Linked DNA regions of Homo sapiens: region 2 is linked to region 1. The links are chromatin contacts, found by Hi-C or POLR2A ChIA-PET in ENCODE. All regions are on one chromosome and are shown on one strand. The core of a region is the stretch at or near the end of the contact, and the rest is flanking DNA. Distances in the headings are between cores, read along the strand shown. Region 1 holds the start of HCG11 (HLA complex group 11). Region 2 holds the start of ZSCAN26 (zinc finger and SCAN domain containing 26).

Region 1 (2,999 bases), core at 164-2,663:
ACCCTTGCTAACAAAATTTGAAGTAGGTCACCTCTGACCTTTGTTTATGTTTAGAAAAGTTGTTGTGCTCAAGGCCTTCTATCAAGTACCCGCTGCGCCAGGTTTAGTAAAATACATAAGCTACTCCCCATTTTTGTTGTTGCTGTTTTTGCTTTTGCTTTTTAAAGTTTTTATTACAGTATAACATCCACACCGAAAAGTGCGCAAATCCTCCATAAACTCCGACAGAGAGGCAAGACAAGCCAGGCTTCCCACGCTCCTGTCCCCTCCACCGGCCCTGCCAAGGGTAACCACGTGCTGGGAGATTTGCAGCACAACGCAAAGGAGAAGGATTAGCGAGCACCTTGTTCCAGCAAAAACTGGAGCAAGCCTAAAACTTCCTGGGAATTAAGTGTAAATTTAAGCCAGGTATTCTAGTAATGTTGAGTTCAACAGGATTGCCATTATTTTAACTAGAATTCAGTTGAGAGCAGAGCGCCATCGCCGTCTTCCGCCTTAGTCACTCGGCCCTGGGCTGGCTCACGCCCGCCCCGCCCCCTCCCCGCCCCTCCCACGCCCGCCCCGCCCCTCCCACGCCCCCGCCCCCGTCCCGCTCCCCCTACCCCGACCCGCCCTCCCTCGCCCGCCGCCCCACCCGCCGCAGCCCTCCCCGCGCAGCCTGGGAGTGACTCGGCGTTCACTCGGGAGACGCCGCTCTGTGGCCCGGACAACCGGTCCTATGCAGCGCCGTCCGAGGCAGTTCGCGGAGAGGCGGCTTACCTTTTAACCCAGGAATGCCCATATCTTGAGAAAAAGAACAACAAGGGGGTGGGCGGGGGTGGGGACATGGGGTAGGGGGGCGGCTGGTGGATGGGGAACTAATAGCGTTTAGACAAGAGACAGAAGTGAGTCCTGAGCACAATGTAGCATAAGCGCGTCAGGATGGCCGAGCGGTCTAAGGCGCTGCGTTCAGGTCGCAGTCTCCCCTGGAGGCGTGGGTTCGAATCCCACTCCTGACAGTTCGTACTTTTAGTATTTAGACACAAATCGAGTTTAAGTTTACGCTACGTTTTCCTACCTGCTCTTTGTGACATGGTCTTCTCTCTTTTTAAAAAATAAATTTTCCGAGTTCCGGAATAAAAGCACTCTTTGTTTTTATTAGCCACTCCAAGGACAGCAAAAAGTACTCTGTACTCCGAAAATAATTTCAGAACCTACCGGTGTTTTGAAATCTCACCTCCTTTTTCCGTTTCTCCTCTGTCTCTAGTTGTCTTTCCCTCTCCCTCCTTCACAGGCAGAGTTGAATAAATGTTACTCTTCAGTTCATGGCTCATTACATTACTGCAGGGCTCCTCTTTATTTAGTTATAGTTATCTTTTTAATTCCATTTCTTCAGTCTCATTCCCCACCTCATCCTTACTCCCCGTAAGAAATCACTGCAAGAGTTCCGGTCTGGCAGAGAGCGCGGAGAGACGCAGAGCGCGGGCCGCTCCTCCAGGGCGCTCCAGGCCCTCCGGCCCCGGGTCGGCGGGTGAGCTAGGGGGCGCCCCGGGACAGGCCGCGCCCTCTGCCCTGCAGATACCGGAGGCCTCTGCTGTGGCTGCCCACTGGCTGGGCCCAGGCCTTGAAGCGGTGGCGAACGTCTCTTCCCTACCCTACCTCGGTGACTGATGGCGGCGGCGGCCTCTCCCAGTCCGGACCCTGCCGGCCGTCGGGTCTCCCGGCCCAAGCCTGCCGGGCCTGGACGAAACCCCCGCCGAGCAGCCTGGACGCAGCGCCTTTGGGTGGCGGCGGGAGTAGCGTGCCGGGAAGCATGGCGGCCGCTCGAACGCCGCGCGGCGGAGGGCGTTAGGGCATGGAGGGCCCGGGAAGGCGGCCTAGGGACGCAGGCAGGCTCGGCCGCCTCTTCAGGCCACGGAGCCGCCAGATCTGGGTCCCGGGTGACCACTCTGTCGCCATTGGGCGAGACCTACCTAGTCCTAACGACAACGGACAAAGGCCTTAACGGGCCTGGGAGGTGAGCGAAGTCCCGAACGACGACGGGTGGAACGGTTAGCGGCGATCGGGCGGTTGGTCTCCGTACTACCAGACCTTGCTGTCGGAAGAGACAAATGGTAGAATGACAGGCCACGTTTGGCCCGTTGGAAATGCCCTCCATCCTCTGGGAAGATTCACAGGCCGTTTACGGAAGGCCTGTGTATATAATATGAAAAAGCTGCTCTCAACTCCACCCCAACCTTTTAATAGAAAACATTTGTCACATCTAGCCCTTCTAGATGGAAAGAGGTTGCCGACGTATGATAGAGTTAGAAAGTCACACATCTTGTAAATTCTCATTTGTTTAAAAGAAATCATAGAAAATACATGTCTTCCGGAGTTGACTTTTGGAAACTGAGTTGTTAGACGGCCTCTAGAAGCGATACGTTCACGTTTGTTCAGTGGGTTAGATGACATGGAGCTCGAAGACCTGAGAAGGAAAAAAAGAAGGTTCTATGCTAGACTGGTCATATTTAGAAGACATTTTCATATTCTATCCATTGTTTTGTGTGCATTCGCTTCCTCACTACTATGTATGTAGTTGACAATGCTAAGCTTTTTTGAAATGTCTATTCTTTTTAGATATTCTGAAGTGTCTGATATATGTTAAAATTAGAGGTAGTAAAACCACATTTTGTAAATATCTTTTTGTTACAATTCATAGAAATGTTGTTTTTTGGGGGGAATGGCCAAATCACCTGTTGAGTAATACTCATTGTGTTTGTGCAGTAGTTCAGGGGAGGAGAGAGGAGGGGGAGGTGCAGAGAGCTCTATGCCATCCTGCTTACAGCGAGGCAAGATGAATCACTATGTCTGTGCATTTTGTTTTATCTATGTATATAATGTACATAAAGGACAAACGAGTCCTAATTTACAACATCTAGTCTTTCTGGATGTTAAAGAGGTTGCCAGTGTATAACAAAACTAGAGTTAGTAAACTAATATATTTTGTACATTTTGTTTTACAAGTCCTAGGAAAGACT
Region 2 (2,999 bases), core at 255-2,754, 1.7 Mb after region 1:
AAGTTTTAAAGTAAACATATTTAATTTTTACTTTAAAAATATGCTTTCAAAGATACATTCAGACACTTAAGAAGAAAAGATAACTGCTTGTGATAATGAAACTGGTTGTTTTTTTTCTGTTATGATAATTTCAATGCTTGAAACACTGAATAAATTACACGTCAGTACAATGTTTTGTATATTTAATGATATTTCAAAGCTTCTGTCAACTGATCAGTTAAACACAAAAGTTTGTTCAGATTTTTTAAAGGTTTTTTTTTCTTTCTTCCAACTTTTGTTTTAGGTTCAGTGGGTACATGTGCAGGTATGTTACATGAATAAAGTGCATACTGCTGGGGTTTGGTGTACAAATGATTTTGTCACCAAAGTGGTAGCATAGTACCTTATAGGTAACTTTTCAATCTTCACCTTCCTCTCACCCTCCACCCTCAAGAAGTCCTTGTGTCTGTTGTTCCCATTTGTGTTCATGTTTACTGAATGTTTAGCACCCACTTATAAGTAAGAACATGCAGTATTTGGTTTTCTGTTCCTGTGTTAATTGGCTTAGGATAAATGGCCTCCAGCTGCATCCATGTTGCTGCAAAGGACATGATCTCATTCTTTTAGCTGCATGATATTCCATGGTGTTATGTACCACATTTTCTTTTTCCAGTCCACCACTGATGGGCATCTAGGTTGATTCCATGTTTCTGCTATTGTGAAAAGTGCTGTGATGAACATACACATGCATGGTCTTTATGGTAGAACAGTATATTCCTCTGGGTATATACCCAATAATGGAATTGCTGGGTCAAATGAGAGCTCTGTTTTAAGTTCCTTAAGAAATTTCCAAATTGCTTTCCACAGTGGCAGAACTAATTTACATTCCCACTAGCAATGTATAAGCATTCAAAGAGTTTATCTTATTCAAAAACTATAAAAACCCAGTTTGTGATACTGTGGGCAAGAGAGACTATTTCTGTTCTCTGTTGTAGAATTTATTTTGATAAAGTGATATCTGTTGCTTTTATTCCCCCTGAAACTTACATTGATTGCAAAGTGTTGTTGATTTATTTTCTCTCACAGTAATAGCCCTAATTTCTTCTTACCTTAAACCTTTCAATCCAAACGTATGTCCATTGTTTAGTTTAATTTTCGAAATACTTTGACAATTATTTTTGCCATTGTGTTTGATGAATTTCTAAATTGCGAAAAATGGCGAAGTATGTGTGTTTTATTTATGTGAGCAAAGTGAAAATGTTGGCTGTTTGTGATAACACTCAACGGAGCTGGCCTGTTTTTACATGAATAAAATAAACATCCACTTTAAAATGAGAAAACAAAAACAAAAACAGAAACAAAAAAAAAACCCCAACAATCTTAGCTCACAACGAAATGACCCTCCCAGCCGTCCTCAGCAGGCAGCACCCATGTTAGTCTCCTTCTGCGATGCCTAAGCGGCAGCACCATCGAGCCAAGGTCCTCCAGCGTTCCTAGAGCGGAGAAGAAAGCGCTCCGAAGAGCTAGAGCTGACACTCGGCGATGAGCTAAGACGCTGTTTCAGAGCGTTTGGGTCCTCTGAGGCCCCTTGACCAGGTGAGCGGACCCTGGAGCTGGGCCCCGGGCTGGGGCGGAACTGCGGCCTAGGGGCCTAGGGAGCAGCTGCTTCCCGGCGGGTGCAGAGAATCTTCCCTCGACCGAGGGGGCGGGGTCCGTAGCGGAGGTGTCGGCCCTGGGGCCTATGAGAGTGATGAAGCTGTGGATCTGGTAAACAGAGTACAACCTTCTGCTGCATATTTTTCATCCATTCAGCGCAATTTTAAGTAGATATTAAAGGTAGGCGCCACCGAGAAGGTAATATTTGAGCAGAAATCTGAAGGAGGTGGGTGGAAAGACCTAAGTGGCTTTTGCGGTCAGGAACTTTCTAGGTAGAGGGAATAGCAAGTGCAAAGGTCTTAAAGCAGGAGCTTGCTTGGCATATTTGAGGAATAACGGGGAGACCAGAGCGGTTGGAGCAGTGAACAAAGGCGACCTTTGTAGGGAATGATGTCAGAGAGATTGGGGTATGGAGAGGAAGAGTGTAGAGGAAATGAGAACTGTATCGTGTAAGGAATTTTGTCTTTTTTTGGTGTGTGTTTTTGGAGGATTTTGAGCAGAAGAAAACATGATCTGACTTATGTTTTAAAGCTTCTTTACTTGGAGACTCATGATGATAATAGATTGTAAGTGGGCAAGAATGGAATCAAGAAAACTTAAAAGTTAAGAGTAATTTTTTAAAATTCCAAGTAATTCAGGTGGGAGATAAGGATATCTTGAGCCAGTGATCAGATTATGATCTGCTTTGAAAATAGAGACAATAATATTTGCTACTGGGTCAGATGTAGGGTGTGACAGTAAGAAGGCAAATATAAATCCAAGGTTTTGGGCCTGTGGGTGCAAGAGATACTGGAGAAAAGATCTGAGGTTTAGCTTTGGTACCTCGTGTAAGTTCTTCAACTCTCCCCGTCTCAATTTCCTTCTCTGCACGAAGAAATTAGGAATAGTGTCTTCTTTATAGGGTTGTGTGAGGGTTAAATAATTAATATATGTGAAACATGTAGTATAGTTGTCCTGGCTCATTGTTTTATTATGCTGAGACATGAAGTGTGAGTGGGCATTAACAAGAAGAAAATTGGAGGGTTGGAGGGTGGTCCAAGCAGAAGGAATAAGCTGTGGAAGGGCCAAGGAGCAAGAAGGAGTATTGCAAATTTGATGAAATAAAGTACTTTATTAGATCAAAAAACAATGTAAACCATATTAAATGTTTTGAACTTGATCCTAAGGGTAATAATCAGCCATTATATGTAACAGGCATAGCAGGGACATAATAATATTTCATATCCTCCTTAGAATGATCACTGTTTGCGTGTGGAAAATAGATTGGTGTCTCAGACCAGTCTGTTTGTCACAGTGGTCTAGGTAGGAGAAGACAATGGCAAAGGGGATGAGAAGTGGATTGATTTGAGAGATATTTAAGCAAT

The links. Hi-C counts contacts between places; a loop is a spot of excess contacts on that map. ChIA-PET counts read pairs that join two places held with the same protein, here RNA polymerase II (POLR2A). Pooled maps may share reads with other maps.
Region 2: a pooled map shows a loop between it and region 1 (2.0-fold over the local background). The contact joins the promoter of ZSCAN26 here to the promoter of HCG11 in region 1. A Hi-C loop is called at or near these places in 1 of 50 pooled maps. POLR2A ChIA-PET finds 5 or more read pairs at or near these places in 3 of 52 experiments (CD8-positive, alpha-beta memory T cell, MCF 10A and activated CD4-positive, alpha-beta T cell).

The regions. Positions count from the first base shown.
Region 1 is chr6:26,520,293-26,523,291 of GRCh38, forward strand. HCG11 (HLA complex group 11) reads left to right here and starts at 1,414. Exons shown (of 1, transcript NR_026790.1): 1 at 1,414-2,999. TRL-CAG1-7 (tRNA-Leu (anticodon CAG) 1-7) reads left to right here and starts at 916; the gene lies at 916-998. LOC107986583 (a long non-coding RNA gene) reads right to left here. Exons shown (of 4, transcript XR_001744057.3): 1 at 1,217-2,999. RefSeq lists silencers at 520-1,119, 1,350-1,869.
Region 2 is chr6:28,265,639-28,268,637 of GRCh38, forward strand. ZSCAN26 (zinc finger and SCAN domain containing 26) reads left to right here and starts at 1,505. Exons shown (of 4, transcript NM_001023560.4): 1 at 1,505-1,575. RefSeq lists enhancers at 1,343-1,402, 1,547-2,111.